Linked DNA regions of Homo sapiens: all the other regions are linked to region 1. A link is a loop called in an ENCODE intact Hi-C map of the cell type or tissue named here. Cell type or tissue: endothelial cell of umbilical vein. All regions are shown on one strand.

Region 1 (4,000 bases):
GTTCAAAGAGGATGGAATGAGAGGCGTAACTTAAAAGTTGTATTAATATAGCTAAGGGTAGATAAAGATGATTTAATTTTAAGGCAATATCTTGAAAGCAGAGACTGAACAGCGGAATAAATAAAGCTTTCTGAATTTTTACTTTAAACAGAAATATCTCTCTTGTTGATGGCTTAGAGCTCATTCTTGATACTTATCTAGTCTGACAACCTATGCCTTTCAGTTGGAGTTTTTAGTCCATTTTCATTTAATATTATTGATATGATTGTATTTTGGTCTATTATTTTTGTTATTGACTGCATGTTTATGTCCCCTCAAAATTGTATGTTGAAATCCTAACAACAAGTGTGATGATATTGGGAGGCAGAGCCTTTAGCATGTAATTTAAGTCATGAGGGTGGAGCCCTCGTGAATGGGATTAATGCCTTTGTTAAAGAGATGCCTGAGAGCTCTCTTGCTCTGCTCTTGACCATGTGAATATACAACAAGAAGTTAGCTGTCTGCAGCTTGGAACAGGGTTTTCTCCAATGTCTTCCTAAACTGCATGACCTCTAATATGAGTTGACCTCTTCTAGCTCTCAGCCTTGAAGCAGGAAATCTCTTCTAGGTCTTGTGAATACTGCCCTGCATATGTGCAGCTCAATCCTTGGCCAATTATATATGAGGAACTCCCACAAACTTCTGGATTTTCCTCACCGTTCAGCTCCTCTCCTTAGGTATGCTGTTCCATACCTGCAGTTTCAGCAGACTGGAACTTTAATCCTCTACTTCCTCAGCCCGGCAGTATGACTATTCTGCTCAGGCTCTTTAGGTTGATTTAATCGCAATCTTAATTTTTGGTGTTAATTATTACTGTTTTACTTGTCTTTCTAGTTGTGTGTGTTATACGTGAACACATATATGTGTTCTTTTACTTTTAATTTCCAGCTGACATGTTTACTGTGTATAGTCTATGCTTTTATACTAAACACTATTTTTGATATTCATATGTGCTGATGCATGTAGCTGTGGCTTCATTTTCTATGATCTATCAACATATGAATATACTAAAATATAGTATGGCCATCTTACTGCTGATGAACATTTGCGCTGCTTCCACTTTTTTGCTATTACAAAAATTTTGCACAGGGTGGTGTTATACACATCGTCAGGTATACACGTGCCCCTGTTTCTGTAAGCTCTGTGTATCTACAAGTGAAATTTTCGAAGTCTTTGGTATGGAAATTTTAAAACTTAAAAGATAATTTCAAATAGGTTTTCAAAGAGCTCTTTTCAATACACTCTGAAACACAGCCCATGAGAGTTTCCATTGCTCAACATACTTATCAATATTTAGTTCTATCCAACTTATAAATTTTAGCCACTATGGTGGATGAAAATCTTATTTTATTGTACTTAATCTGCCTTTCCCTGACTACTAAGGAGGCTAAGCATATTTTCATATGTTTGTGGGTCATGCATATTTCCCCTAGCAAAAAGTATCTATATATACTTATTGCCCATTTTTCTACAATGTTGCCTTTTTAAATTTATAGGCATTCTTTATATAGTATGGGTATTAATAATATCTTGGTTATGATGTTTATCAAATAGCTTGGCTTATCTCTTTCTCTCAATGGTCACTTTTGAAGACCAGAAGTTTTTCATTTGAATATAAGCAAATTTCTCAGTCTTTTCCTTATCATAAGAGCTCTTTGTGTCTTGTATAAAAATTCCTCTATACTGCAAGGATGTGCCTTTATTCTCCCTTGTTCTTTTCTGAAGTTTTACAATTTTACTTCTGTTATTTGTTATTGTTCCAATTGAATTTGATGTTTGTGTATGTTATGAAGTAGAGATTCATATTCACCTTTCCATTCAACAGTATTCCCAGTATCATTTATTGAGGAGTCCCTTTTTTACTCTCTGTTCAGCCACACCAGTTCCTTTAATTATCATACTTTCATATTTGAGCATGAATCCATTTTTAAGCCCACTATTCCAGTCCATTGTTACATGTGAACTGGCGGATCTCCTTTTTAGGTTGCTGCTATAAATATAGTCCCACTCCCTACATTTTCTGGTCTCTGTGGCTTTTTAGACTTTCTGGCTTTAACTCTCAGTTTCATATTCACAAAAAGAGGATCCAATGGACCCAAATTAATCAGATGTCTACTCCAAGTCCCATTAGATATAACATGGGATCAGAGTCTCCACATAGCACATATATGGCCACTAGGGGCCCACCTCTACCTCCAGACAAGATGAAGCCTTTTGTTCCCAGGAATGGTAGAAGCATCATACTGTAACCATTCACAATCTCAGAAAAGTTTGACCAAATTCTTTTCAGAAGCTTCTCAGCAAAGAGCCCCCAAAATAATTCTGAAAATAAAATATACTTATTAACAAGACAAGGATTTATTCGAATGATAATTGATAATACTCCAGAGGGTGCTATGGAAGGAGCATGTGTATGTTGATGGCAGGAACTTAAGTTCATACAACTTTTCCAGAGAGCAAATAGGCAGTATCTATCAAACACTTTAAAAAGGTGTAGACCTTGTGATTGAATAATTCTAAGACATTATCTTATGAGAATAATCATAAGTTTATGAAAAGATGTCTTAGGGCAGTTTTCCCAGAAGCAGACCCCAGGCAGGGATTTATTGCCAGTGATTTATCAAGGAAATGCTCCCATGGGAAAGTGGTAAACAAGTGAAGGAAGTAGAAGGAGAAAAAGAGAGGAAGCCAAGTAAGGGTGCGATTTCAGGGAACGTTCCAGGCAAGCGTCAGCTGATTCTTCAGGGAAACTCAGGAGTTGAAGTCATGCCTTGGTGTTGTCCCATCAGAGACAAAGTTCCTGTGCAGTCATAGCTGGACACCTGCCAGTCATTGTTTAAGCACTGAATTTCCAAGGCACTTAATGACGTTGTTACAACAGGTGTTTTATTCACAGAGTTAATTATAATAGCAAAAAGAAACCAAAACAAAACTGAAATGATGTAATTAACCATAAAAAATAATAAAAATATCATCATTAAACATCTAAAACTTAATATTTAATAATATTTAATATTTAATAAAATGGCAAAATGATCATGACCATGCGTTTTAAATAGCAAAATATAAAATTATGCACACAGTAAGAGCTAAATTATATTGTAGGGAGGGAGGGATCCCACATTAACATGTATGAATATAAATAGGTAAGTTGCATCAGGCTTGATGCCGAATCCCTTGTGGACACATTTAGATGCCTCAGAATTGGCCAAATGAAGTTTTCTGTAACCTCACAATATGTGGCTAAAATTTAGATGAAGCATGAAAAATTTCAGCAAACAAGACTTTAAAATATATACATATAAGAAATAGAAATTTTAAATGGAAATGACTTTTTCAACCTTAACTATAGGATTGGCACTTTCACATTACTGTGTAATCCATTTAACATCCCTGGGCAACAAAGAACTTTATCATCCATGGTTTACACCTGTTTCAAGCAGCATTTTTCTGATCTCTTTTAAAAAATGAATTCTAGATTATACCAGATTATTTAATTTTATATATATATATATATATATACACACACACACACACACACACACACACACACATGACCCCATCACATTCTTTACATTAGGGTTTATTTTACTATAGTAACAGTCCTCACAGTAAAGCAGAATCTGAAAATGCATGTAGAACTGTAAATTAAATGTTAAATATCTCATTTTATTTTATTGCCTCTAACAAAAATGAATCATTTATTTTAAAGTTATTTAAAGGTTATTCTAGAGATATATAGCAAGAGCATTATCCTAACTATGGGTAAGAAATTTGCTTTGAAAGATAATTTATTTATTTTAAAAATTATTTATTTTTTATTGCTTATCAGCTTAAGGAGATTTTGGGCTGAGACGATGGGGTTTTCTAAATTATACAATCTTGTCATCTGGAAACAGACAATTTGACTTCCTGTCTTCCTATTTGAATACTCTTTTTTTTCCACACATTATTCCTCACT
Region 2 (4,000 bases), 490 kb after region 1:
TTTGCAGCCTTTAAAAAAAAAAAAACTTACACATTCCTGGAAAGAGTAAGAAATTTAATCAGTAGAAAGATAGTACATCGAATTTAATTAAAGTTGCAGCTACTTTTTATAGAATAGCACTGTGTTTTATATGTCATTATAATTTCCATTCCCGACAAGCTATTTCATTAACACACTGTGTAGAATCCTAGTAACACAAGGGCTTTGCCCTTTTTGCTCCTCATTTATCCTTGTTTCCTGACTAAAGGGCGACCTCCCACCCACCTGTAAGTAGTTTTTAATTTATAGGCGGTCATGTCTCCACTTTTGAAGGCCTCAAGCACTCACTTCCGGTGTGTAGTAGATCCAGTATTGAAAGAAATCTTTTCCAGAAGACCTCACTGACTTGTTTTCCTCTAGGATACGGGCAGAGGAAGATCAGAGTCTGCTGGGGAAGATGAGGAATATGATGGCTTGCTGCTTCCGAGCTGCCTCCTCTGCAGAAGGAGCCTACTATGGGGAATGTTAGGATAACATCAGCACCCACACCAGGAGGATACCTCTGGGGTGACGGGGCGAGGCAGAGGTTGAGGGGCATTCCTGTTCTTTGCTGAAAGGGCTGTGGGAGGGGCAAACAGGACTCCTAGCCCTGTGGCCTCCTCCAGGAATCTCCTGTAGGTTATCTTCCTTTAAGGTTTTTCTGGTCATTGTAGTAAAACAAACTGTTGACCCTTGCGCTTAGTTATGTAGGGTCTGAAACATGCCTAGTGGTAGGGAGACAACAGCATCTAGCATGTTGTTTCTTTTCCGGCCTTGCTTAGAGTTCTTTAGTAGGGAAAAAAAAGTTATATAATTATTATGCCCCCACGAAAAACAAAACGTCACCAGTGCAAAGGCCCTATCTTGAGCTGGGCCTGAAGGTTGAGGTGCTTGGAGAGGAGGAGGATCAGGGGAGTAAGGGACACAAGGTGACTGATGTTCCTGAAGGACAGGGTGCAGGTGAGTGAGAAGAGGATGAGCTGAGGTCAGTTTGCAGCAGTGACGGGAATGGGAATGGCAGTGATAGAATCAAAGGATTTTATATTTAGAGAAGAGTTTATTATGATCCACCTGTCTCACTTTATGGATGAGAAAACAGTCTGCAAGAGTTTAAGTAGCTTGCTAGCAGTCACACATTTTTCTTCTTTGGGTGACAGTATTGGATAAATTGGTAATATTTCTGTTCTTTTCTTCCCTCGTGGTATCTCTCACTTTTAAGCAATGGTATTCAGGCAGGAAGGAGTCTTTGTAAGTGATCTAAAACAAGTACTAGTAATCATTGTTCTCATTATAATGTTAAAACTAGTTGTACTTGTTTTTTGCTTTTTTGTTTTTTTTTAGTGGAAAGTACAAATTAAACTGTGACCACCCAGGCTTTGCGCATCTAGGCACAAAGTTCTTGGAAAGTGGATTGCAAATTCCCATCAGCAGACTCTCCTGGAGAGCCTATTATATGGGCAGATTCTGGAGCCGCTCCCCAAACCTGCAGAAAAACAATGTTTGAGTGGGTACCCTGGCATCTGCATTTTAAACACATTCCATAGTCTTTCCTTCCACATACTAATTTTGAAAAGCACTGTACCTAGAAGCTTGCAGTCTAAAATGTATAAAAATAAAAAATATAAAACAATACATGGTCTAACCCCTGACTTAGTATCCATGAAAAAGTTTATTTCAGATTATTGGTTGGGTACCTTTATCATTTTTTTACTATTATTTATAAGACAAGTAAGACATGCCCCCTGCACTAGAGGAATTCACAGGAGAAACAGTCTGATTTTGATTTAGTATGATGGGCCGATGCACTTCAAGAGTTACTACCGTTACGTACTGTTGCAAGTCAGAGGAGGGAAAATTAATCCTGTTTGTTTTTTGACCAGAGAAGGTCTTACAGGGTAGATGGTCTTAAGGTTGTGGGGAATTCACCAGGGGCAAGGGAGAGGCAGGGATTTGAGGCTGGGTGGACATGAGCTGTGGCTGGAGTGATAAGGGGTGGTGGCAGGTGATTGAGTGACATCAGATCATCATTGTTGCTGGAGTGTAGGGTGTGTGCAGGAACCAGTAGAATATGGAAACTAATAACAGGTAGAGGCAGACTTAGGAGCACCTTGCAAGCTATGCCCAGGAGCTCGGACTCTGACCTTCTGGCCTGCCTGGGATTGTCTGTGAAGTCCAGGAAGCAAAGGACATGAAGGGAAAGCTTAAATGTGTACTCACCGCCCTTCAGTCAGCAGAACCTCCTAAGGGGGTGAGTGCCCTCTAGGGGTTTCCATGATTTCTGAGTTCCATTGTACTCAGGCACTCAGGTGCCCACTGAGCTTGAATCCATTACCTACTTGAGAAAAAAAAAAGACAGCTTTACCAAGTCCCACCTGGCTGCAGCTGTGGTTACATTATGCAAAAATTTATTAATGTGGTACCTCGATTGATCATTATATTAACTCTAAGGATTACATTAGAGGCTTTATTTTTCTGGTTACTTGCAAATACAGGTTGCATCTTCTTTGAAGTTAAAAAGCCCTTAGCCCACATATTGTATGATTCCATTTATATGAACTATCCAGAATTGGCAAGTCCATAGAGACAGAACATAAATTAGTGGTTGCTAAGGGCCGGAGATCAGGGGAAAGGGAGTGACTGCTAGTGAGTACAGGATTTCTTTTTGAGATGATGAAAATGTTCTGAAATTAGGTACTAGTGATGGTTATACAACCTTGTGAGTATAAAACCACTGAATTGTGTACTTTAAAAGGGTGAATACTTATCGTAAGTGAATTATATCTCAATAAAGCTGTTTTGTTTCATTTTTTAAAACCTTAGCACTTCTGCTCAAGGTCATGCAAATAGCTCTGCCTGGGGTGGCCTTTATGAATTCACAGTAGAGAAATCTCAGTGCTCTCCTCACTTTCTTTTGTGTTTTTGTTTTGTTGTGTTACTGTTATTCCTGTCTTGTTCCTCTGCAGTTCACTTCCACTTAAGAAACATTTATATGACTAGACATGATAGGTACTAGAAGAGCTTATGTTAAGGTGAGTCCTCAAGTTACCACAAAATAGAGAAAGAGGGTGCTGTAAGAAAAGTGTGGTGTTTGGGGGTTCAGAGAAGAAGCTGTTATCCGAGGTTGGCCTAGAAAGACAACTGGGCATAAGGGCTGGATGAGGAATGTGCAGAGGCCATTAGGGCAGGCAGTGCAGAGACAGCAAAGTGCGGACTTATTTGGAGAAAAGAGCATGACCGTAGCAATGGAAAATGAAGGGAAATACTGGGAAACAGAATTGAGAAAGGGTTATATGGACTTCAGAGTGTTGAATGCTAGGCTGAGAAAGTGATACATAAAATGAGGAGTAATGGAAGATAAATTTTGACTGCAGAAGTTTGGGAACTGAGCCTTAGGATGGGTGTAGCATGGTTTGGGAGAGACAGAGACGTGGGCAGGGGGAGATTGGACTAGAACTGGAAATTGGGGAGAGGGCTTCAGAAATGAGGGGTAAGTGTTGAAATCAGCTCACTGCAGCTTTTCTCATGAAATGCTGTTTGCTCTGCCCCTTTTGTGTTCTCCTTTCCTTTGCTTGCTCCTTATCCAGAGATGGGGATAAAGGGAGGGAAAGATTAGGGAGGACAAAAAGAATTAAAATGAAGAGAAAGAATGTGGTGAGGACGGTACAGGTTGCATGCGTCAGTTCTTCTGTAGTTCAGCATTTCCTGTTCATGACTCAGTAGAGGAAAATCTAGTCTCTTCTAGTGGAAAACACAGAGAACAGGAAACCCTATTTAAAATCAGGTCACTTGACTAAGCTGTGTAACTCCTGTTCCCATCGGTGAAAGGGAAGAATACCTCCTGCAGTGTGTGTTAACCAGAGAATCTAGAATAATCTTACTGAAGAATTTTTTAAAACTACATGGGACTCATATCATTTGTAGATATAACAGACTTCCTGGGCAAATATGGGTCATGATGGGGTCCCCTTTTGTTACCTGACAG
Region 3 (4,000 bases), 700 kb after region 1:
CCATGGCCTTCAACAGGCAAGGAAGAGGTAATAGGCCAAATGAGTTGATCTCAGGCTCAAATAACCAGAGTGCAGAAGAAACCTGTCAATGTCATATCAAAGCCACTTCAGGTAAGAGTTACAAGATCATAGACAATGGGAGGAATGTCTCAGGCCGCAGACAGACATGCAGGCCTGAACTTCAAAGAAAGGAACAAAACATGGTACAGAAACAACAGAGAGATGAGCTTGATATTAATTCCAGAAAAAAAAATCTAGTTTGGATGATTAAACACTGGCCTTAATCCTTTAAAAGTGCTAGCAATTCAGTTTTTTAAATCCCTGAAAGAAGTTACTCTGGCTTTCTTTCTACTCATTAAATGAGCTCTAGTTGGTATACGCATGCGATATTCTTTAAGAAAGAGTTTCATTGGGCTCAGATGAGATTTGTAACAGAACAATGTTGCAGAGGCTGAAAGCACAAGCCATTCCAGCCCCCAGAACTATCAATGTAGAAACCAGTATTTCTTCAATGGCTATTAATTAATTGCCAGGCACTGTGCTGGGTTTGCGACGACTAAGGACTAAGGAAATGTCCTGTCTCTCAGGACATTCCAGAGGGGAGATAGACGGTAGGTGCTATTATAGCCATGATGGTACTCAGAGACTGGCATATCTGGAACAACATAAAAATGACATATTATTTTTCCAGGCCATTGGGAAAAGAACTTTAAGTACTTAACATTTGAGGAGGTTCCTCTGGCTGGCAGGCAAAGCTTTGTCCTTCTGTAGTGAAGGTAAGCAGAAACTGAATGACATTCTTCCTGGGATACTCCAGGTCGCACTGGGATCAAGTTTGGATTGAATGTCTCTGAAGTCTCTTACGTCTCTAAATACCACACTTCTGTAAGATGAGTCAGGACTGGGAGAGCCAGAAGAGGTTTCCAGGAGGAAGTAAGACTTGATTTGCACCCAAAATGAGGACAGAATTTCAATAAATAGAAAGTAGAACACAGCAAATGTGACTGAGTTTCTTCTCACCAAATGTATGCCAGGTAAATTACATTCTCTTCAGAGATTCTGTGAGATTCCCAATGTTCTCTAACAAATCCATGTCATGCTTAAACTAACCAGAGTGGATTCTGTTATTTCCACTTCTGAAATTTGCCTATTGCATTGACTCATTGAAGATCTCATGGATCGGTTGGGTCACACTGTGACTTTGCCTTCTTATTCATCAGGCGTACTATGTGTCATGGAAGATGCTATTCACGCCTTAATAATTGTGCTTTTTTTTTAATATCGTGGGTACAGAATTTATGAAATGTTTACCCTGTCTCTCAGTATAGTGGATTCTCATTTGTTCACTCCTCCCACCTAAATGTACCATGTATTTCTCCAATGTGCTCCTCACCAGGTGGGTAATTCTGCTAACAGGCAAAAATGGATAGAGCAAGATGCCACCAGAGGATACATCTCCCTTCTCCGAAGCAAGACAGAAAAACAAAACCATGTTTTACATAACACATTCATTTTCTTCTCCCTTTTCTTCTCAAAATTGCTCTCTTACACAAAAGCTCTTTCATCCAGCAGGAATAAAAAACATTAGTAAGAAAAATGCATACCTAAATACTGTACATTTATACATTCATTAATGATGACAAAGAACAACTTCAAAAGAAAATAGAACCAATAAATAATTCATCTGATCTGCCTACACAATGCTGAACAACCAGTTTGCTGTCGTCATCAAATTAGCTGGTTATTTATATATGACATCGTCTCAACCCAATATTAGTGCAAAGTGGTATATTTGAAAGGACTACAAATTAATGGGACTTTAGATGACTAAAAATAATCTAAATACTCAAATAATTCTTTCCATATTCACAAATCCAAAGTCTAGAAGAGAATTTCTAATCTAGCATACTACTAGCATATTTTTACATTTCTAAAGAGAAAGCATAGACTTGTTCATGTCTCCAAAGTATTCAGGCCCAATTAATACCATTTAAAAGAAGATTGTGATATATTTGAAGTAAGATTATACAAACATATACTCAGCTTTTTAGTGAGGAATTGTTATTTCCATTTAAAGAAAACTATGTATTACATAATTAATTTACGAGAAATCAACTTAGTGCCTTTTAGGTGATCATTTGTGTCAAGGTTCCCTTTCTCTAAAGGGCATCTTGCAAAACTCAATAGTGCCCCATTGTGGAACTGTGGGACAACTGACAGCTAATCCAGGCTTTGCTATTCTTTCTTCTGTTTTGTTTTCTTTATAAGATAAACTTTCTCTAGTTTAGAAACTACAACTAAATTTCTTTAGGTGTTAACAAAAACAAAGAACCAATCATATCCATGAATATGTAAATATACTTATAGAAGAATGTATATTTCTTAGAAACAAAATGCTTTTAATATTTCCTAACTTGTTACTTTAATGACTATTCCAAAGAGTAAAGAGAAAATAAACGCTACTTGTCAAAAGTACTGCCTTATTTTTCTACATATCGTGCCCCAAAGGTAAGTACATTAAAAACTATAAAAAGAACATAGGCGATATCACAGAAAAATCTCTTCTTCTAAGGATGTGGGAGGAAAATAGTTATAAAATATAATGGCACCTTATTTTCAAGCTTCATCTCATGATTGAAACAATTAAATTTTAAGAGAACAGTATATATCATAATTCACACGCATATTTTTTCTTCCTGTTGTGGAATGCACATTCTACAAGTCTAAAATGGAGCAAAATCTTGGGTCCATGCTTAAAGATTGTGCCTGATATTTCAAATCCTACTGACAAAAAAACACCTCATCTGTAATGTCATCTATCAGGTTGTTGCATGGTTCTAATTAACATTTTCCTCCGCATATTAAGGCTAGAACTCCTTCCTTGTTTATTCCCCCACTCCCTCATTGCCCCAATATTCCTGAGTCTTCTCTTTTTTAGGTGAATCATCTCCAGAACCTTAAACACTTTTTCACAAGACTTGGTTTTGTCTGCTTGTCCCCTTGTTGCAATCTATAGGACTACTCTGTGGAGGACACCACCTCCGAGCTTAAACTAAAACTTAAAAGTAAAATCATATGAAAGACGAAAAGCAGGACTATCCAGCCAGATGAGTTTCTAAATCAATGAACAAAGCATCAAAAAAATTGAGTTTCTGTTAAAATATGTTACACCATCCATCATTGAAGAAGTACAAGTCAGCAGAAACCTAGAGCAAAAGATTTCAAGAGTAGTGGTAGTCTCATCATAACAATAATAATAATACTTTTTTTACAAGTTATAAATGATACTTACAGATATTAAAAGCCAAAAAAAGAAAAAAGTTATAAATAAAATGGCACTAACTCATTTTAAAGAATAAATAACGATGGTTAAAGCAAGATGCACTATGATACCTGACAAATTATACGTTTGTAAACACTACAGAGAAACTGAAAGCGTAGATGGAGCAGTGGATGCTGCAAAGCAAAGAATCACAGATGCACTGGCTGGCATTACAAAGACAAAGTGCTCTGAAATTAGTCAAATAGATGACAATGGTTTAAAGAAGATGATTTAAAAAAATAGGAGCGTGTACGACTACAGATAACGGGTTACTAGATAAATCACAAAATGCCAACAATAAAGAAACATAAGCAGAAAAAAAATTTGCTTAACTGTTTCCTGATCTGAAGGATCATTTTGGCATGTTGTTATTCAGCACATTAAGAGAGCCCATTTAGTTCCACTCAGAAATAATCCTCACTGACATGTACTTGTCACGATTTTATACTTTAACTAAGGCAGGATTTCCAGGCTGCCAGAAAGAAATAGGAAGCAACATTTAAAGATGAAAGTGATAAGAATGAATGTGGACCTTCTTTTGAGACTTTTGAAAAATGAAGAATCTTGTAGAAAAAAATACATGAAGTAGAAGAAACTGACATTGAATTGTGGATTATGTGCTCATCTTCAGGAAACTTGATCGGTTGGTGACCTGAGCAATCTTCTTCTGACAAGTGC
Region 4 (4,000 bases), 350 kb after region 1:
AGCCATTCAGGAAACAATCTGTTAGTACCTAGTGAAATTAAGTAACATAACACATACAGTCCAGCAGTCCCATTCCTGGGCATATGTTGAATGATAGACAACATTAATAGATATTATAAGCCTAGTTAATACAGAAAAATCAGAAGCAGAATGAAACTTATAGCCAAATTTTTGCTTATGTATATTAAAAACACACACATCCACCAATACCACTATACATTTTATAAAGATTCATGTGTATCTTTGCATATATATGTAAACAAGTATATAATATATTTGATTTGTATATCAATATATACAATACAAATATATATATTCGTATATATTGATATACGAATATATATATTTGTATGTATTTATATACGAATATATATATTTGTATATATTATATATGTGCATAAAATATATATATTTGTATATATATTACATATATACAAATCTATAAATTGATGTCTATCAGGTAGGAGAAGTAGACACAGGATGAAGAGGAAATAAAAAAATAAGATAGGGACATTTCACAATTAACAGTAACATTAACTGTGAACTGAGAACCACAACTCAATTATGTCCACTTGAAGTTTAATAAATTTTAAAAATATACAATAAAACAAAAGTAATGCATACATACCATAAAAATGTTTAAACTCATAAAGGTATAAACAAATCACTTTCCATCAGCTTCTGATACACCAGACGCATTCGTTTTCTACTGCTGCATAACAAAATATAGTGCCCAGTGCATGGAAAACACATATTACCCTTCCTTTTTGTGCACTTTATCAACAATTTAATGAATTAAATAATCCCAAATAGGGATCATTCTGGATCTTCCAAATTAGTTGAGAGAAAAGGGGTGCCCATAGAAGAGTAATAAAGATAGAAAGATAAGTAACTTTGAGCAAGGATAGAGAATAGTGTCCCTCTTTGCTCCCTGATCAAATTGGTCTCTCTGTTTCCTATAGCCTAATCTTGTCCAGTTTGATTGCCTTGATCAAGACCTGTCCCTCTTCCCATTATCTTTATTAATTGAAACATACACCCTCAAATCTATACTCTCTGTGTCTTTCAAGGGGATATATAGATAATATAACTTAAAACAATATTGTGACATAACTGGATTTAACGTTAATGTGCTCTTGAGGAGCACCATGTAGCATATACATCTAAGCAAGAATGTTTTTACTTACATAATGTACATAACCCAGGGATAAGAGTTCATTGGTGCAAACAGCAAACATCACTCCAGGTAGGAAGAGCCCACTGATGAGTGGATATTTGAGGCAGGGGAAATACTTGCAGTCATAGCTTCAAATTACACCATGAAAGTGGCCTTCTTCTCTTAAAGTTTGCTCTGCTGAGAAGAGCTCAGGAATCTAAGAAGATGCTGCACCTGACTGGGTGTGACTCCTACAGGAAGACCCCATACGTGACTCTTCAGCTTTCAACATGTGTTTCTTCATGAAGAAACAGCTTTTCCTTGCTCTAAACTCAAAAAAAAAAAAAAAGAAGAAGAAGAAGATTGATGTGAGAAGGGACCCAAGAGGGTTTTCTTTCTGATCTAAATAAAAGACTTTCTCTGGCAAGGAAGAGGAAATCAAACTCATTGTGTGTGGTATTGTGCCTTTGTCTCCCAAGGGAAAGAACAGCTTTTCCAAGGAATAGAATTCTTTCTTGCCTTTGCATCCACCAGTGTAGGGATCTGTGCAGACTGACACCTAGTGGTCTCCAGAACTCCTTTAGTAGCAAGAGTAAGAAGAACGTGTATGTGTGTGTGTTTCAGGCTTCGCGAAGCATCCTTTCTTCTTCCTACAGATTCCTAAACTATGAAAAAACTGAGTTGTTAATTGGTCTTGATTCCAATACCACATCTTTCTGACCATTAATATTTAATATCTGAGCAGCCCATAGATGTCACCAACTAGAAAGGAACAATGATTCTGATGTGTGAGAGCAATAATTTTGTCCAAATATGGAATAGAAAAGGCAGCAACAAAGCAAAGTATCCAATCCATCAGAATTCAAAGAATCAGTGGCTTCTGTAGTTGGAGTCTTCTGAGTTTATGCCAGAGTTCATCTCCACAAGATCCCACTCTGCCTTTAACACTTCACCCGGTGAACTTTTCCACTAGCCCATCTGTACTCCTGGTTGGACTGGAGAAGTTAAGGGGCTGAGAAGTGTATAATGTACTTGGGAAATCTGAATTTATCCTGGTAATTGATTGCTCTCCAGGAACCACTGGAAAACTCCTCCATGGTACATTAAGAGAGGTGTTTGTACTTCCTCCTACCAATAGATTATCTTCTAAAGAAGGCTCCAGAAAATTTTGAATTTGGCTTCCAAGGGTCTACGTTGACAAGAACTTCTTTTTAGGTAACACACAAAATGAAAATGGAGGGAAGCCAACTAGAAGGTATCAGACTTAAATCTTATAAATTCCATTTGGGGGATCAAAAAATTATAATACACATGACTGAGTTTGGCCACCAAAACAGGTAATAAGAGTAGATGCTGGAAAATAATACTGGAGGAAAGAATTTGGTGGGAGAAGTTAAAATAAATTAGCTCACATCTGTTGCGGGAAGTCAGGGACCCCGAACGGAGGGACTGGCTGAAGCCATGGCAGAAGAACATAAATTGTGAAGATTTCATGGACATTTATTAGTTCCCCAAATTAATATTTTTATAATTTCTTATGTCTGTCTTTACTGCAATCTCCGAACATAAACTGTGAAGATTTCATGGATACTTATCACTTCCCCAATCAATACCCTTGTGATTTCCTATGCCTGTCTTTACTTTAATCTCTTAATCCCGTCATCTTCGTAAACTGAGGAGGATGTATGTCACCTCAGGACCCTGTGATGATTGCGTTAACTGCACAAATTGTAGAGCACGTGTGTTTGAACAATATGAAATCTGGGCACCTTGAAAAAAGAACAGGATAACAGCAATGTTCAGGGAACAAGGGAGATAACCTTAAATTCTGACTGCCAGTGAGCCAGGAAGAACAGAGCCATATTTCTCTTCTTTCAAAAGCAAATGGGAGAAATATTGCTGAATTCTTTTTCTCAGCAAGGAACATCCCTGAGAAAGAGAATGTGTCCTGAGGGGAGGCCTCTGAAATGGCCGCTTTGGGGATGGCTGTCTTTTATTGTCATAGCTGATGGATGAAATAAGCCCTGGTCTCCTGTAGCGCTCCCAGGCTTATTAGGATGAGGAAATTCCCACCTAATAAATTTTGGTCAGACTGGTTGTCTGCTCTCAAACCCTGTCTCCTGATAAGATGTTACCAATGACAATGCATGCCTGAAACTTCATTAGCAATTCTAATTTCGCCCCAGTCCTGTGGTCCTGTGATCTTGCCCTGCCTCCATTTGCCTTATGATATCTTATTACCTTGTGAAGCATGTGATTTCTGTGACCCACACCCTATTCGTACACTCCCTCCCCTTTTGAAAATCACTAATAAAAACTTGCTGGTTTTACGGCTCGGGGGGCATCACGGAACCTGCCGACATGTGATGTCTCCTCCAGCCACCCAGCTTTAAAATTTCTCTCTTTTGTGCTCTTTCCCTTTATTTCTCAGACTGGCTGACACTTAGGGAAAATAGAAAAGAATCTACATGAAATATTGGGGGTGAATTTCACCTGATACACATCCTAGTAGAAACCTGGGAGAATTGGTTTTCCCAGCTTTATAAACTAAAGGTTAACTGGCCCCAAACTTTGCAAGTCCCAGGCCAATTTTTACCTGAGACCTGGTAACAATTCATTACATTTTATAATTGATTTTAAAAGCTCATGCCAAATAGGATTCAGAGAATACTTTCTGTCCACAAAATTGAAAGGTGGACTCTGATGATTGACAAATGTGTTTCTCTTCGTCATCTCTACAGGCATGACTCTATCTGGTTGGACTTAGAAGACCTCTCCCAACCCATTACTTTGTAAGTTTTTCAACCCCAAAATGCATTGCAGTTTTTTTAATGAGCATCAAAC
Region 5 (4,000 bases), 810 kb after region 1:
AGGGAGAATCTATAAGATGGAAGGTGGAGGTTCGAGAGAGGGAGAAGTTAAAGATGAGTTGAGCGACTAGGTAAATGGTACTACAATGAGGAACACTGGGGATGAAGCAGGTTTATGTCTATCATTTTCTTCGAGACATTTGATCTGGTAGAGAGAAGACTACCCAGGTCTGACATTCAGAAGGAACAGCCCAATCAGAAATTTAGAGTTGTAAGACAATGAGCTATGGTTCGAAACCGAGGCTATGAGAACAGAAAATGTGACTTAGGGAGACACAGTAAAGTAAGAAGATACAGAAGACTTAAGCCTGGAGAACAACACTAGGTGGAGGAGAAACCACCTGAGGATATCAGAAAGGAAGAACCAGAGAAAAACAAGGAAAATGAGAAAGACATAGTAGTAGCCTGCAAGGTATGGAAAGAAAGCACCTGCATATTCCGCTAGAAAGTCACTACTAGTCAGCCACCAATGGACAGTGAGGCTCAACCTTGCTGCATATGAGAATCACCTGAAGACATTATTAAAGATGCCCATCTTCCTGCCTCATACCTACTGTATCAGGTTCTCCCTAGACCTTGCTACCCAAAGTGTGGTCTGGAGACCAGCAGAATCAGCATCAGCATCACCAGGGAGCTTGTTAGAAACACAGACCTGCTGGTTCTACAGTGATTGATTCCTTTGCACATTTACCCTTGAGAAGCACTTTACAGAGTGAATCCCAGGAGTCTTCATTTGTTGAAGCTGCATTAGCAACCCTGATATGTACATGACTGTGGTATGTATCCAGAGTTAAGAAACACTGGCCTGATGTATTGGACAACACAAAGCATTAGTCTATAAAATGGTACCATGTTGAAGGAAACTACAGCAATTAAATACATTGATAGAGTGATTCCCATAGATACTATATCTTACTTTCTCTTCCTTGACTTTCAACCTCTGATCTCTTCTTTAGCCATAATAAATTGCTCACACTGAACATTGTATAACCCAATTCTACCTGTTAGCACTGATGCTGGCATCTTCAGATCAGAATGTTTTCACCTCTATATAAGAAAGTCATGGGTCTCAGTCAAAACATGCCCTGAGCTGGAACCATTGTCATTTAAAAGAGGAGCAAAAGTAACCGTGGTATCAGCCATCAGGCCAGTGAGTAAAGAGAATTAAGCAAATAGAGAAACAGCTCACCTTCTTAAGACCTAACTATAAGATGAATACGTTAATCCTGAAAACAATTCCAGATGTAAGAAATAAGGAGAAAAACTGCCTGTGAGGAATCAAAATAGATGCTACAATATCCATGTACTTTATTCATGTAAAAAGAAAATCCCCTCTGGCCCTTACTCTAATTAACACTTGTTCCCAAAAATACTTTATTCCAAAAGGTATATTGAACTAATCTGCTGACATCTGGAAGGGAAACTCCACCTCAGGATTACTTCTCCAACTTTACTGTGCACAGGAATCACCTGGGGATCTTGTTAAAATGCACGTCTGTCTCTATAGGTTTGGGTGGAGCCTGAGAGTCTAGCAAACTGTAGGTGCTAGTAGGCGGCAAACCCTGAAGAACTCCACTGCCACCTGCTGGCAACAATTCACACTGCAAGCCCCGCCAGAAAAAAAAAATGAGTTGGCCTTGCTTGGGAATCCACAACATGATAAGCTGCATATGAGAATCACATGCTGCTTCTCCTTTCCTTTACCCCAGGTTTTAGTGGCATTTTTCAACTCTGCTTCTGGACTTTATTTGCCTCTTTCATTCTTCATCTCAAGATCATGCTTGGGTATAGGCAGTTTGGGGACAGCAAAGGACAAGGGAAGCCAGTTGAAAAGGATGAATTGGTAGGCACTGAACGCCCAGGCAGACAGGAGGTAAAAGCTTTTCTTTTGAGATTTGCTACTGAGCCAAGGTACAAACAGGTGCCCTGATTCTAGATGGAGTGAAGTCAGCCAGTGCCAGACGGGTCCCTCTCATCTCCTACTTCCCTGGTTTTGATTGCCATGCAACACTGCAAGATAATAAAACACATTCTCAGGTATAACTTTTCTCCTAATCACAGTTCTGCAGTAGCACTCAGCAATAAATATTTCTCATCAATTCTTCTGCTCAAAACTTTGTCAACTCATGTTCATTTATTGCTTTCATCTTTAAAACAATTTTTTAAAACCAGCAACAACCCTCTCCACCTACAGAGCTTCTCCTCCTGAAGAATGGGAAGACTCCAGCTCTGTGGCAACAATGCACCGTGGAGAACATGGGTGGTTGTGTGCAGATTAGAGAGGTGCAGGTCCGTCTGGCCGCTGCTCCCCACCCACAATGGGCAGTGCCCCAGTGTCCTCTCGGATACACCAGCCTAGAAATTTCCAACTTTACTCACTCTTTTTTTTTTTTCCTATATGGAGCTCTGTTTTGAAACATTTTTGTCTTCTAAATTGCAACTGTTAAATAATTTATTTTTCACTTTTTACTAATCAAAGGGATCTATAGCTCCCAATAAGAACCTCTGATCAGCACTGAATAGTCAGTTTTATACTGAGATGATATCATTCCTGTCTACCGCAAAGGAAACACTAATTTCCATTAGCCTGTGTGGCTTTTCACTAGTTCCTTTTGATGTTTGAAAGGGTGAAAAGAGCTTGCAGCCCATCCATCCCTTTACCTCTCTTATAACCTTCATATATCCACAGAGATCCAGAGATCCTAAGGCAGAATAACTATCCTGGTCCTCATCACAACTAAAAGAAAGAAAGAAAAAAAATCTCGGATAGCTACGAACAAGGGCTGACATCCTATACATATATGTAGATAATTTCTTTGGTTCCCTCGCCCAGGGAAATGAAGGAGAAGATTGATATCAATTTCTTATTCTATAATTCCTGCCCTCCCTCAGTGCTGGCCTTGCAGATCTCTCACACCTTATAAAAATCCAACACTGGTTTCTAAAAAGTTAGGATGAGAGCAAAAAGCCACACGCTCTTGCGACTCAGTCTTGATGAATTCTCACAACGGGGAGTCTGCACTTACAAGATCTTAGCCTAGGAAACCATTGACAGCCTTCCCTAGCTTGGCTAGGACGTCGCTGCTTCTGAAACCCATAATTGTGGCAGATACATAGAGTTTTAAACAGTTATGGAAATAAGGACTAGCCTAAGTGTCCAAGACCCTGGTGCTCAGGGAAACCCCTGTGGGATGTAAATAAATATACCCTGCATCTTCCTACCTCTTTTTCCCTTTCTTTTCATTTCTCAGGGGGCTCTGATGGAGAAAGAGGAACAAGAGGATGCCCAGGTAAATGCAGTGAGAGATCATGAGAATAATAGAGTCTTTTTCCGTTCCGCAGACTGCAAAATTGACTTGTCGTTTTTAATTGATGGGAGCACCAGCATTGGCAAACGGCGATTCCGAATCCAGAAGCAGCTCCTGGCTGATGTTGCCCAAGCTCTTGACATTGGCCCTGCCGGTCCACTGATGGGTGTTGTCCAGTATGGGTAAGTGCAGTTAATGTTCTGAATCCAGAAAGGAAGTCATGCCATGTGCTTAATTTTATGCCACGTGCTTAATTTTATGCCACAAATATTACCAACATGTCCTTGAGCACAGATTTGTTCTCTTCCCTAATGCAAATGTAAATGAAAAAACTGAAGGAATCCAGATGCCTTTAAGAAATCTGAGACTTCCTGAAGGAAGGGACAGATTAAAAAACACTTGTAAGTAGATGGCATTTGCACTCAAGAATATTTATTTGTCTGGAAAACAGGAGAGATGCGTGTGAGTGTTAACTTAGCCAATAACCAGCTCTGTGGCCTTGGGCTAGGCCTTCGCCTCTCTGATTGTCAGTTTCCTCATCTGTAGATCATGAAGGTTGGATCTGCTTTCAACCCTATTACAGCATTTGTTTGAGGGACTCCACCCTGTGCTACAACCTATCCACCTATAGGTTAGACGCCTAGAGAACATGGTGCTTTAGGTTGTATCTTCTCTTTTCTCCAAATAACCTTA
Region 6 (4,000 bases), 800 kb after region 1:
TTCTGTTCCTGTTTAACTCAGGATAATATTAACACAGGTGCACAATACTTGACAGCAAAAGAGAAACAGGAAGGATGCTGGATGGCAAGGGTTAACAGGGGTTCTGTAGCCAGAAGTTCTCCTTTCTAAAATTTCAGGCTCTTGACTTCAGATGCCTTGATTCTTTCAAAGATTTTTGAGTATCTGAGTTAGTTGTTTGCTCCTGTTTTCTCCTTAGAGGACTTTAAATTCTTACATAACACATATAATTAAACATGTGGCATATTTATTTGGCTACGCTGGGAGCTTGGAAATCTGTTGCAAGTTGGGCTCTGCTGGTGGAAAACCTAAGAAACTTGAAGTAGTGGCTCCTAACCTGGCAAAGCTTCTTTATTCCTGGCTTGGGAACAGGAGCTTTGGACAACAGCCTCCTGGCCCATCAGTGTTCCTTCTTCATCCTTGTCCAGAGCCCACTTCTATGGTGATCCACAGACTGCTAGACAAACGCTCGGAGCAAGCAAGCCATGAAGCATGCACCACAATGGCTAGGATAGGAACCAAACTGGGGAAGCGGGGAGAGCTTTTTAAAAGTTGTATTGCCTATTCAAAGGAGTTTCTGAAGGCCTAAAAAGAAGTGAAAATTAATATTTAATTGCTTATGTCTTCTTAAAATAAAAGTATTCATGAGAGACTTTCCAGAAACCATACAATTCACTCATGTAAAGTACAAATCAATGGTTTTTCGTATATTCATAGGGTTGTGTGACCATCACCACAATCAATTCTAGAACATTTTCATCCCCCAAAAGAAATCCCGTGCCCATAAACAGTTACTCATCATTTCCCCAACCCCTCCTCCCCAGCACTAGGCAGCCAATTGACTTGCATGAATGCCTATCTTAAGGCTATAGATATTTGCTGTGATATTTCAGTCCAACTATATTAAATAATATTTAGATAAGTCATGTTTTTCCTTCAAATGGGCTGAAAATTGGAAAGCAAATCTCCTTATACTGTGATAGACAAGTGAGCTGCTGTTATTGCACTTATTAAAGATTTTTCCTCTTATATATGTGGCTGTAGGCAAAAGGTTCTAGAACTGGTTGTGGACAGGGTGTTCAAGCAAAACCTAATTCACTTATTCATTCAACAAACGTTTTATGGAATGCCCACTATGTGTCAGGCACTGTTCTAAATCTGGGCTACATCGATGAACACATCCCATCAAGATCCCTGCAGCAAGTCGCTTCGGCTTAGGACACCTGAAGGGTATGTAGCCAAAACAGGAGCTACCTGTGTTTGGGGTCTGTGAGTCATTTGTACTCCACAATGGGATCAAGATCTGCCTCTGATACAACACATGGGAACTTGGAGAGGGCTCAAGGGAGAGCGGAAAGTACATAGCAGGAAGACACAGGGGTTCTTCCAGCCCATGCAGAGGAGCTGATGCAGGTGGAAGGTGGGGCTGGACACCAAAGCCGCATCATGGCCCCTTAACTGACCCATAAATGTGCACACCAGCAAGACAGAAGGGAGTGAGTCAAGGCTGGGGGTAAGGGAGCCGAAAGCCAGAGCAATAGAGACTTCCTACAGGTGCAGGAAGGAGGCTGTTCTTCATGGGAAAGGCCAAGGACAATGGCATCAGAGGGGGAAGCCGGGAGAGCCAGATCTATAGATATGCTTAGGAAAGAGTTCTGGAAAAGACAGAAAATCCCTCCAGGTTCAGCTACAGGTCTGGGTGAATCTACCACAGGCTAAGGAGGTGGAGTGGCTGTGTCTTCCTTTGTTTTCTTAATCAGGTTCATTTCAAGACATGCCATGGTTGCCTCAGCTGAGCTAGCATTGAACTTGTCCACAACCAAGGGTAGACCAGGGAGGGGAGAAGAGCGCCGCCTAGTGGCAGGGAATAGCGATGACAGAGATCCTCCACCTCTCTACCCTGGGCTCCACCTTCTGACCAAGGACCGCTAAGCGGGAGAAAGTGAAATTTGAGGCAGGAAGAGAGGCCAGCATCTTATCACAGCTCATTCCTTCCACATACAGTTTCCCTTACCAACACTCATCTCACCAGTGAAAGCTTATCTTCCTTAAGGTATTTGGAGAAGGCTTTTCTTAAAATCCAGTCTTACAAATAGTAAGAAAAAGACAAATATTCCAAAAGAAAGATGGGGAAAGGCCATAACCAGGCAAGCCACAGCAGAAGAACTACAAATGGCCAATAAAAAAATTGTTATAAAAATGTTCGGCTTTGCCGGTCCCGGTGGCTCACGCCTGTAATCTCAGCACTTTGGGAGGCCAAGGCGGGCGGATCACGAGGTCAGAAGTTCGACCAGTCTGGCCAAGATGGTGAAACCCCATCTCTACTAAAAATACAAAAATTAGCCAGATGCAGTGGTGTGCACCTGTAATACCGGCTACTCAGGAGGCTGAGCCAGGAGAATCGCTTGAACCCGGGCAGCAGGAGTTGCAGTGAGCCGAGGTCGTGCCACTGCACTCCAGCCTGGGTAATAGAGTGAGACTTCATCTCAAAAAAAAAAAAGAAAAAGAAAAAGAAAAAAAAAAAAGATGTTCAGCTTCACCAGGAATCAAGTAAGTACAAATTAAACAACAAAATATCATTTCTCAGCAACTCTCATTGGAAATCGATAATACACAGTTTGGATGAGAGTGTGGAGAAATGACCCAGAATTCACACTTCCAGGAATATATCCTAAGGTAATTATCAACCCGGGGTGAGAACAGATGCTGTTCATAATTTTTTAAAGGAGATAATTTACTTATTTATCACTAGAAGAATGGCTAAAGAAGTTACTATACAGGTAGTAAAATGTTGAGAAATATGTGCGCTTAGTGCCACAAGAGAATTGGCCTGGGGCAGATCATTCAGTCAAAGAAGCAGGCTACAAAACAGCATGGGAACCAATCTCATTTTTGCAACGTGTGTTGTACATGAGAGCATGTACATCCCACAGAAAAAGGGATACAACTCTGTATGCCAGAATTGTATACCAGTAACTGCTGGCTAGAGGATAAAAGGTGATTGCTTACTATGCATAGTATATCATCTTATTTTTACAGTAAGCCTATGTTATCTGCATAATTAAACAGAAAATAAGGCTGCTTTGAGGCTGGGCGTGGTGGCTCATGCCTCCCTAATTCCAACACTTTGGGAGGCCGAGGCAGGAGGATCACTTGAGGCCAGGAGTTCAATACCAGCCTGGGCAACAGAGCAAGACCCCTGACTCTACAAAAATAAAAAAAACTTCCGTGGCTCACGCCTGTAATCCCAACACTTCGGGAGGCTAAGGCAGGCAGATCACCTGAGGTCAGGAGTTCAAGACCAGCCTGACCGACATGGAGAAAACCCATCTCTAATAAAAATACAAAATTAGCCGGGCATGGTGGCACATGCTTGTAATCCCAGCTACTCGGGAGGCTGAGGCAGGAGATCACTTGAACCTGGAAGGCGGAGGTTGTGGGGAGCCGAGATCATGCCATTGCACTCCAGCCTGGGCAACAAGAGCGAAACTCCATCTCAAAAACAAAACAAAACAAAAACTTAGCAGAGCATGGTGATGTGCACTTGTAGTCTCAGCTACTCAGGAGGCTGAGGCAGGAGGATCACTTGAGCCCAGGAGTTCAAGGCTGCAGTGAGCTATGATCACACCACTGTACCCCAGCCTGGGGGACAGAGTGAGAGCCTGACTGAAAACAAAAAATAAACAAACAAACAAAGAAACCTACTTTGAAATTGTGTCAAATAATTGGAACATAGACAAAAAGAGTCAAAAGCTGATTTTGGATAACTCCAGTTCTAAGACAAATTGATATTTTTTTCCATGCCCTCTTGCTCTTCCCCTTCATGACATTTGGTTATTTCCGTCAGCTGGGTTTTACGTGCCTCTCTTTCCCTTCCAAAGGCTTTGCATTTCTCTTAACAGAATGTTTTATCTCCCTTCTCCCTTTTAAAACCTTGCTTTAGAGAAATTGCTCAATAAATAATGAATGTTGAAGTGTGTTT

Evidence for each region. Peaks named below come from ENCODE experiments on the same cell type or tissue, not always from the same donor. Only the 100,000 strongest peaks of a DNase experiment are listed, where the experiment ranks them.
Region 2: it touches region 1 in a loop (4-fold over the local background); 2 of 110 quality-filtered maps call a loop at or near these places.
Region 3: it touches region 1 in a loop (7-fold over the local background); 19 of 110 quality-filtered maps call a loop at or near these places.
Region 4: a loop joins it to region 1, with 10 times the contacts of the local background. A loop is called at or near these places in 23 of 110 quality-filtered maps.
Region 5: a loop joins it to region 1, with 5 times the contacts of the local background. A loop is called at or near these places in 4 of 110 quality-filtered maps.
Region 6: it touches region 1 in a loop (19-fold over the local background); 4 of 110 quality-filtered maps call a loop at or near these places.

What each region holds. Positions count from the first base shown.
Region 1 is chr2:35,971,111-35,975,110 of GRCh38, forward strand. No RefSeq gene overlaps it. Among named protein-coding and RNA genes, the nearest start is that of CRIM1-DT, 380 kb to the right of the region's middle. In endothelial cell of umbilical vein, a CTCF peak has its summit at 2,221; DNase peaks (open chromatin) are centred at 2,261 and 2,801; H3K27ac peaks cover 1,135 bases.
Region 2 is chr2:36,457,745-36,461,744 of GRCh38, forward strand. All of the region lies in intron 4 of CRIM1 (cysteine rich transmembrane BMP regulator 1), which reads left to right. Among named protein-coding and RNA genes, the nearest start is that of CRIM1, 100 kb to the left of the region's middle. RefSeq lists an enhancer at 854-1,533 and silencers at 3,022-3,316, 3,442-3,736. In endothelial cell of umbilical vein, a CTCF peak has its summit at 2,294 (motif pointing left); DNase peaks (open chromatin) are centred at 2,267, 3,227 and 3,747; H3K27ac peaks cover 3,886 bases.
Region 3 is chr2:36,670,216-36,674,215 of GRCh38, forward strand. No RefSeq gene overlaps it. Among named protein-coding and RNA genes, the nearest start is that of VIT, 24 kb to the right of the region's middle. In endothelial cell of umbilical vein, a CTCF peak has its summit at 2,195; a DNase peak (open chromatin) is centred at 2,156.
Region 4 is chr2:36,320,621-36,324,620 of GRCh38, forward strand. No RefSeq gene overlaps it. Among named protein-coding and RNA genes, the nearest start is that of CRIM1-DT, 33 kb to the right of the region's middle. In endothelial cell of umbilical vein, CTCF peaks have their summits at 1,734 (motif pointing left) and 1,935; a DNase peak (open chromatin) is centred at 1,701; H3K27me3 peaks cover 299 bases.
Region 5 is chr2:36,783,788-36,787,787 of GRCh38, forward strand. VIT (vitrin) reads left to right here. Exons shown (of 16, transcript NM_053276.4): 12 at 3,342-3,489. The region is part of intron 1 of LOC124905990 (a long non-coding RNA gene); the gene reads right to left. Among named protein-coding and RNA genes, the nearest start is that of VIT, 89 kb to the left of the region's middle. In endothelial cell of umbilical vein, a CTCF peak has its summit at 1,591 (motif pointing left); a DNase peak (open chromatin) is centred at 1,554; H3K27me3 peaks cover 769 bases.
Region 6 is chr2:36,769,020-36,773,019 of GRCh38, forward strand. The region is part of intron 7 of VIT (vitrin); the gene reads left to right. All of the region lies in intron 1 of LOC124905990 (a long non-coding RNA gene), which reads right to left. Among named protein-coding and RNA genes, the nearest start is that of VIT, 74 kb to the left of the region's middle. RefSeq lists an enhancer at 1,785-1,834. In endothelial cell of umbilical vein, a CTCF peak has its summit at 1,876 (motif pointing left); a DNase peak (open chromatin) is centred at 1,862.